2 separate regions of the Homo sapiens genome follow, and region 2 is linked to region 1. Evidence: chromatin contacts called from ENCODE Hi-C data. All regions are on one chromosome and are shown on one strand. The core of a region is the stretch at or near the end of the contact, and the rest is flanking DNA. Distances in the headings are between cores, read along the strand shown.

The links. Hi-C counts contacts between places; a loop is a spot of excess contacts on that map. Pooled maps may share reads with other maps.
Region 2: a pooled map shows a loop between it and region 1 (16-fold over the local background). The contact joins the promoter of TMEM60 here to the promoter of YWHAG in region 1. A Hi-C loop is called at or near these places in 8 of 50 pooled maps.

The regions. Positions count from the first base shown.
Region 1 is chr7:76,356,802-76,361,029 of GRCh38, reverse strand. It overlaps YWHAG (tyrosine 3-monooxygenase/tryptophan 5-monooxygenase activation protein gamma), which reads left to right and starts at 2,039. Exons shown (of 2, transcript NM_012479.4): 1 at 2,039-2,308. The coding sequence starts at 2,222. RefSeq lists silencers at 1,705-2,114, 2,435-2,634, 2,718-2,908 and an enhancer at 1,964-2,610.
Region 2 is chr7:77,796,242-77,800,720 of GRCh38, reverse strand. It overlaps TMEM60 (transmembrane protein 60), which reads left to right and starts at 2,287. Exons shown (of 2, transcript NM_032936.4): 1 at 2,287-2,467. It overlaps PHTF2 (putative homeodomain transcription factor 2), which reads right to left and starts at 1,948. Exons shown (of 19, transcript NM_001395272.1): 1 at 1,750-1,948. RefSeq lists a silencer at 1,868-2,007 and an enhancer at 2,418-2,527.

The sequences.
Region 1 (4,228 bases), core at 790-3,289:
GAAGTGCAATGAAACGATCTCGGCTCACTGCAACCTCCACCTCCCAGGTTCAAGCAATTCTCCTGCCTCAGCCTCCCAAGTAGCTGGGATTACAGGTGCCCACCACCACACCCAGCTAATTTTTGTATTTTTAGTTGAGATGGGGTTTTGCTACGTTAGCCAGGCTGGTCTCGAACTCCTGACCTCAGATGATCCACCCGCTTCGGCCTCCCAAAGTGTTGGGATTACAGGTGTGAGTCACCGTGCCAGGCCAAAGCTCACTTCTTTTTTTTTTTCGAGACGGAGTCTCGCTCTGTCACCCATGCTGGAGTGCAGTAGAGGGATCTCAGCTCACTGCAACCTCCGACTCCCGGGTTCAAGTGATTCTCCTGCCTCAGCCTCCCGAGTAGCTGGGATAACAGGTGGGCACCACCACGCCCAGCTAGTTCTTTTGTATTTTTTGTAGAGACAGGGTTTCACCATGTTGGCCAGGATGGTCTCGATCTCCTGACCTTGTCATCCGCCCGCCTCGGTCTCCCAAAGTGCTGGGATTACAGGTGTGAGTCACCGTGCCCAGCCTTTAAAAAACTTTTTATTTTATTATTTGTTTTTGAAACGGAGTCTTGCTCTGTCGCCAGACTGGAGTGCAGTGGCGCAATCTCAGCTCACTGCAACCTCAAAACTCACTCCTTACTGACTTCTAGCATACTGTACATATCTCACCTATTTTCTTGGGCAGGGATTTTTGTCTGTTTTGTTCACTACTGTACCTCGTGGCTTAGAATAGGGCTTGGAACACAGTAGCTTCTCATAGATAATTGTTGAATACATAAAGTAAATAAAATGTGCAGTCAAAACTATCAGGCCTGCAGGCATGGTGGCTCACATCTGTAATCCCAGCACCTTGGGAGGCCGAGGCGTGAGGATCGCTTGAGCCCAGGAGTTCGAGACCAGCATGGGCAACAAAGCTAGACCCCCGTCTCTACAAAAAAGCAAAACAAAGCAAAAAAACCCATGCTATCTGCAAGCTATGTGGAATAATATGAACGAGAATATATCAGCGTGACCTCAGTAGGTATGTATGTCTTAGGAGGGGAGAGAAGGGCTGGACAACCAAGCCCTAGACGCAGCCCAGTTAGATGTGGAGTAGGCTCCTGGTAGCTGAACTCAATCTTTAGCACTCCACCCTGGAGAGGAAGAAGGGGTTCTCCAGGGTCAGCCAGCAGACAGCTGCATCCTTTCTGGAAATCAACCACTGTGGCCAGCCGGTATTTGTCGTTCGTCCATGTTTTCACCTATTCAGGCCCAAGAGCCTCAAGGTGGGGTGGGGGGTTTAATGGAAGCTCGTAGGGGGTGGAGGTGACAGTCCCCAGGGTCTGGCCCCTTAATTCGGCCATCCCGCGGGCAGGCACCACACTGAGAGTCTGGATCTACAATGGACGCGCCTCCTGTCCTTCCCCCACCACGACCTGCTACGTGATCTCGGAAACAGGGTCTAGGACTGAGGCCCCTGCCCCCTCCTCTCGTAATTTCCCGGAGAATATGGGGCGGGGCGGTGAATCAGCACTCGCAGGGACTGATGCAGCCCTGATCCCCGCCAGGGGTCCCCAGCGGCCTCGGGATTCGAAGCACCCCCCCCCGTCCTCCTGCGCCTGCGCGCTATGTCCGCTGGGAGTTGTAGTCTTGACCGCCCCTTTGTCCTTGGTCTCCTCAGCGCCTCAGTGCACTGCAGGTTACACTACAACTCCCAGGGGCCCATGCGTCCGAGGGCTGGCGGGGCGGGAGGCTCAAGGGGGAGGCGTAAGGGGGCGACTGGAGAAGCTGGGGTGAGGGAACTGGGGAGTGAAGTGAAAAAAGGGGAGAGTGGGGGCGCAGTGGGAAAGGACGGGGTGCCCGGAAGACGCGCAGTGAGCCCAGCTGGGGAGCGGGGAGTTCTAGCCGCGGCCGGGCTCGGGCGGGGCATGGGCGGGGCTTGCGGACGGGTGGGCGGGGCCTGCCTTCGTCATGCGGCGTGGGCGGGGCCGCAGGGGGTTGTCCGTCAGTGGCACGCACAGCAGCCGCAGCCGCCTCGCGCCCGGTCCCGCGGTCGCAGCTCCAGCCGCCTCCTCCGCGCAGCCGCCGCCTCAGCTGCTCGCTCTGTGGGTCGGTCCTCTCCGGCACTTGGGCTCCAGTCGCGCCCTCCAAGCCCTTCAGGCCGCCCCAGTGTCCTCCTCCTTCTCCGGCCAGACCCAGCCCCGCGAAGATGGTGGACCGCGAGCAACTGGTGCAGAAAGCCCGGCTGGCCGAGCAGGCGGAGCGCTACGACGACATGGCCGCGGCCATGAAGAACGTGAGTGTCTCCTCCCCTCCCCCGCCGCTCCCTGCCCCTCCGAAGACGCGGTCCTTGGCGTGGAAGGCCCGGGGCTTCGTCGCCCTGTCGCGATGGCGGGTTGACCGCCCCGTCTCGCTCACTGAGGGGGGCTGGGGAGGGTCCCGAGAGGCGACGGGAACCCGGGCTGTGACGCGGCCTCTTTTCGGAGTCCCCGTGGCCCCGCGGCGCTGCCATTCAGGCCCGGCGCGGGCGCGGGCCGGGGCGAGGTCCCGCGGGGCTGGACTTGGGAGCGGGGTCTCCGGCCCCCGCGGCTCTAGGGGTGCAGGGGACCCGAGCGGGGAGGCGTGCGCATCCTTTGTGCCCCACTTCCCCCCTCCTCCTAGCCTGGGCGTGGGGGCGGGGGACCGCATGGATGCGGTTCCTCTTTCTCTCCCTGGTGTCTGGGCGGCGCCTTTCCCATTCACTCAGCAGGTCTCCCGGTTTTCCACCTCCCCAGCCCCCCCAGAATCTTCCCCACTGTCTGTCCCGACACATCCCTGAGAATCTTCCCAGAAACATTGTATAGGGTCTCTTGAAAACCTGAGCTCCGTGGTGCAAAATCGAAACCACCTTGCTCACGTTTTTCTTAACAAAAGGCTCTTCTTTCTCCATTCGCCCAAAGCAAGTCCTCCGGCTTTTAGGAAGGGAGAACGTTTGTCTCGCTAGCGTTTTCATTGATCATTCTCAACATGTCATCTCCATTTTATTCCCTAATGTTTTTGTATTGAAAAGGGTAGGTATTGCCTGTAAAATTAAAAGGTGGTGAATGTAGCTGACTGGTTCGATTCGTGTGACATATGCCGTTTCTTTTTTGAATACAGGCACGCGTCTGTTGAAATTCCTATAAGTTGGGGGAAAAAATATTCTGTCTGATCTGATAGTGCAAACAAAGCCGTGGTGAGAGGCAGTATCAAGTCATTCCAGAAGATTCTGCATTTGTCATATTGCAGAGAGCCTAGACTGGGTGGAGGCTGGGAGGAGTTATTTTAAAGGGGAAAAAGTCTTTTTAAAAATTTTTGGTTGTTAGATGCATCTGAGGCTTTTTTTTGTTTAAGCGAGTACATCTTCATGCTGATGAAAAGAGAATACCGATCGCCAGTTGTCGCATTTTGTCTGGGTTGCAGATTCATCCCTGTATTGCACCATTTTGTCAGTAACACCACATTTATCTAATGGGCTGTCAACCAGTTTGATATTAGAGGAGGGGGAAGTATTGAGCATTATGAAATGAAAGGTAGAAAATTAATCTAATGATTTCGGGCCCCCACTATCTTAATATTTAATTTCCTGCCTTATGTAACAAAGATTTTCAAATTCATCTCCATTGTGAAGTGGATGCTGGAGTGTACCTTGCGTGTTACATCTTTTAAATGAAGCATTATTGATATTACAGATCAATTCTTGAATAAATTTACTGGTTCTCAAAAGAGGACAATGCTGATACCTTTATATTTAAAGCAGCTATGTTAACAAAGAAAGGTTTTTGTCTTATTGAAGAGAACTGATTCTGAAATTCGGAATACTGCTGTGGCCACAGTTGCTGTCTTACAAGGTTTTAATGCTTAAATGATGTAAGTTGCACTTCTAATAGGTATCAGTATTGGAAATATCTTCAGTTCGTGTTATTTAGACTCTTATAATTTTTCCATATTTCTTTTCCATATTTCTAGTTCCACAGGAAAGCGAGTGACCTCGCACCTATATCCATAGCAACCAAGTGATGTCACACACAATGACACAGAGGCTGCAATGCACCTAAGGGCTGGTAGGGAGTGTGCAAATGGCATTTATCCAAGGTAATGCAGAAATTAGCCGATAAGCCAGGTGGAATCGAGCACTTCATATTCCACTAGATGAGAATTAGTCCAAAAAATAAGGATATCATTTACCCTTAGACAT
Region 2 (4,479 bases), core at 1,038-3,537, 1.4 Mb before region 1:
TAAATTCTCTTCAGTTTAGTGAAGGTTTTTTTCATTACATATTCCTTGCAATTTTGCATTAAATGGACCAGCCAAAAAAAGTTCATGGTTTAAAAATTGGGTGGGCCACCTTCTTCATTTTTAGGGCCAACTGTCCAGTGCCAGTTTGGGCTCAAAAAAAGTTTACTCTTGGAGGCTTGACTATCTATGCAAGAGTGCCCCCATTGTATACTATACTTGTTTACTCACCACATTTTCATGCTCCACCAGAAAGTGGTCAAAATTGGAACACGAAAACTCTCCACCTCACTAACACCTAACTTAAAACTATCAGATGCATTCAGACAGCCAGTCTGTGTGGGAGGCAGGCTATTTCTGGGGCAAAAATATTTCCTGGAACCACTGTTTCTGGCCCCAGACATGGCTCATTCTCCGCAGACCTCCAGATTCCTCTCCTCTACGTTATGGAGGTGGAGCCACTACAACTGATAACGCATATCCATTTCCTTCTCTTAAAATTTGCAGTCCATACACCATATCCAAGTTAGGATTTCAAATTGTTATACTGTTTTGTGACTCTTTAGGCTAAAGTGTGCAGTTTCCAGACTTTCAGAATTCCCCTTCCAATATTAAAAATATGGTGAAAAAAGCCCAGTTTGAAAGAAAATAAACTTTACAAAAATACCTGAAAACAAGATCAAATACTAAGTCTCTTGCCAAAGTCTTGGAGAAAAAAAAAATGAAAGAAACGTTTAAAAATGGCAAAAGCTAACCAAAAACCTTAAGATTAAAGTATCACACCTGAAAAGTAGTCTCAAAGCAAGGAGGATATACTATTAACAAAGAAAGCAACCGAAAACTACAAAATATTTAATATTCACCATGAATTTCAAAATTACTTGGCATGTAAAGTACACACTGAGATTAATAAATTGTTCCAGATTCTGCACTGCCCAGGTTAGTATAAGGCAGTTCCTTGTTTTCGCCACGCTAAAAATAAGAAGGGTGACAGATTAGTGACAGAATGATCCCTGAAGTTACACAAGGAGGTGCTGAGTTAGAAAGCCATGACTCGAAGGACAATACCAGAATGCTGGCTGTCAACACTGGGCAGATAAAAATAAGAAAAGCTGAAGCATGCTGATGGAGCACGGTATTGTTTCCAGACGGGAACTATCCCTTAAGGCCCATGCCTTAAGCACCCACTCCGCCGTGTTGGGATCAGAAAACTCGACTGCCGCCTGCTCAGAGGGGGCAGGGCAGCGACCCTCCTTCCACCTCCTCCAGCGCGCGAGCCGCCGCCCCCTCCCGAGCCCGCTCCTCCGGCCGCTAGCTGACATCTCCCCGCCAGCCGGGCTAGCCACCCGAGACCCCTGAACGCCCTTCCAGGACCCGACGACCCCTCAGCACAGCGCCAAGGGAAGGAAGCAAAGGACAGGGGCCTGGAAGCGGGGCCCGAGGGGCGGGTGGCGCGCTGGGCTTCGGCCCGTCACCATCAAGACTTGAGGACCGCGCGAGCTCGGGAGGAAGGCGGCTGAGCCTCCGCCACCGGCCGACTGATGAGAAGGGGTCGCGGCTGACCCCGGCCCTCAGGTACGGGAGACTGCCGGGAAAGTCGCCGGCGACGGAGGGCGACGCGTTGGCCCCGGAGCCCCCACCTCCATCCCGACGACCGCTCTCCTCCCTCGTCCCGATCCATCCTCGAAATTCTGTCAGAACTCGACGACCTCCACACTGCCCACCCGAGCGCGGAGGTGATGCCGCTCTTACCGTAGGAGCGAGCGCCGCGCCGCTAGGAGGCGGCTGAGGTGCGCGCGGGAGACTCCGAAGCTAGCGCCGCCGCCAACAGAGCCCAAGGAGCCACAACGAGGCTGCCCGCGGGCGCGCTGCCTCCAGAGGGTTGCCCCACCCCCTCTCCCGCAGGATTTTGCGCCGGAGCCTGCAGTCACTGCGCGCGGGCAGGGAGGATGGGAGGAGGGGCGGGGCGTCCCGAGAGGGCGGAGCTGAGCGCCGGCTGCTCTGATTAACATCTGTGGGCCCAATGGGAGCACGGAAACTCCAGGCTGATCTTGGACTGACTTCCCTACTAACCCGTGACAGTAGAGAGGCGGGACCAATGGGTCTTTTTATTGCCGCCTTTCTGTCGAACCCGAAAGTAAGGAAAGGTCGGTTGGTTTGCACTGGCGGACAAATGGTCCAATTACCGCGGAAAAGGGACCTCTGAATCCAGATTGGCGTCCTCTCTACCTATAGGGTAGGCTCAGGGGCGGTGAGAACCAGCCCCGGATGTGGGCGCGGCACTGAGGTAGAACTGAGAGATCCTCTACCGCAGTCGTTTGAGGAGGCGGAACTGAAGTTTTTTCTTAATTATCATGTGACGGGTTCTGGATTTAATGGGGGGAAAAGGGCGGAAAAGGACAAGGATCCAAACTGGCGAATTTGCTGATCTTCGCGTCCCTCTCCGCTTTCCGGCCGGCAGCGCTGCCAGGTGAGTCTGGGGCTCTGCCCTAGCCCGCACCGTACGCCGGCGCTGGTCTCCTGATGCTTCCGTGGGCTGTGCGGCCGACCCTCAACCCATCACACAGCCAGCCCCAAACGCGCACACGCCTGCTTGGCTCCAGGGCTTCTGTGCGCATCCAGCAGGAACCGTGTTAAACTCCAGCATGTGCTGGGCTTACAGCCCATGAAAGGGGAGCGTCCCGGTGGGGCGCCGCGAGCCGACTGTCGGTGTTTGCAGAAGGGCAAGTATAGTTTAGGAGCGTCCTGAAGTTCCAGGGGCAAATAGGCCCCCAGATGAGCTAAGTTGTAAGCAGAACGCTGTTCCTTTGGCCAAGGCTGTTGCTGCACGGGCTTTTCAAAAGCGACTCATTATGAAGAAGAATAAATATGTGGGCTCATGAAGCAAAATTATCTTTGGGATGAGGCAGGTTCACTTGGTAGACTACTGGCAGTGGCGAGAGAAGGGAAATGGGGGCTGATACCCAGCCGTGGGCTATGTGGGTGGGGCTCTATATATGTCCATACAGGGGTAACTCCGAAGGTTTTAAAAATGAGTAAGGAATCATTAACAAATATTTAACTGTCTTCCTAGTGCCAGAAATAACCACCTTAAATGGGAAACATTTTAGTTGAGCACATTTTTGGAGTACGCACCTCCCCCTTTCTTGTGGAGAGAATAGTAGGAAACATAACGACTGCTCAAATTGATGAAGACGTAAATGTAAAACTGGGATCGTATGTCATCGTTGTAGCTCAGCATACAGGCGTACAATCCTTCAATCGTCATTTAAGTATCAGCAGTGCTTCCCCATTGAGGGTATTTCCGTGCAAGAACATAACAGAATTTTGTTGCATCCCACATTATAAATCTTGTAGGCACAATAAGATTGTTACTTGCATCCTTTCACCTCCAGCCCTAAAGCACCTGTGGTAAGTACAGCCAAATGTAAGAAAAAAATGAAGCTTGTCTTATCCGATAGCAGATGGAACAGTTAGGTTTAAGCAAGTGTATAATCATAAACCGTTTTTCAGAGGTTCACAAAAACGGCCTGATAGATTGGAGGTGGGGATTGTGCAATTTACGGGATGAAATCCATCCATGGTTATTAATCAACACACACCCCTCCAACCCTGCTTCCAAATTCAGTCCCACATCCCACTCTATGGCAGCCTCTGGCCGGGAAAGGAAACCAACACAGAAAAATGCCTCCTTAGAAGCAAAATTACTGCAGTATGAAGCCTTTGCCAATTAAGTAAACAAGTTTAAGTGCCACTAGATGGGTATAAGGGAAAAGAGGTGAGTTAGGAGACTAATACTTAACTGTTGAAATAGAACAGATGTGTCCTCTTGCACTGTGATAGCCACCCACTATTTAAAGTAGTAGAGATGTTGCACAGTACATCAAAGTTAGTTCTAAAATATAATTGAGCACGCTAATCTAGGGTATTTGGCTCAATTAGCCAGTTCCTTCACCTTTTCCCTGTTATCTTCCTGCATCTTTCCTCCTACCACGCATGCTTTTGTTCCTATCCCTAGCACCTTCTGATCTTTTTCTCTTTCCATCAAGTATCCTCTCTCATCTTCAGTGTCATTCCCCATTGGCTTATTTCTGTTTATAGTCATAAATTCTTCCTTTCCTGAAAATTTCTTCTTTCAGTTTCATATACCCTATCTTTCATTTTTCTCTTCTCCAAATGCCTCAAAGGAATAAAATGTTCTCAATTGTTTCCATTTCTTGGTCTTCTGTTAACTCCTTACCCAGCTGCATGCAGTCTGGCTTCTGATTTCCCATTCTACTTATCCTTTTTCCAAGTGGCCATAAAGGTTGGTATAAAAAACTTAAGTAGAGGAACATATCATAAACCTATATGTGAAGATTAAATATAATAAATGCTATCCCAAGCTAAGTTTTATGCATTCATAATCAAAATTCTAGGTTTTCAAGAATCAGCAAATTTAGCATTGAAAAACTGTAAGGGCAAAATAGAAAATATTCTAGA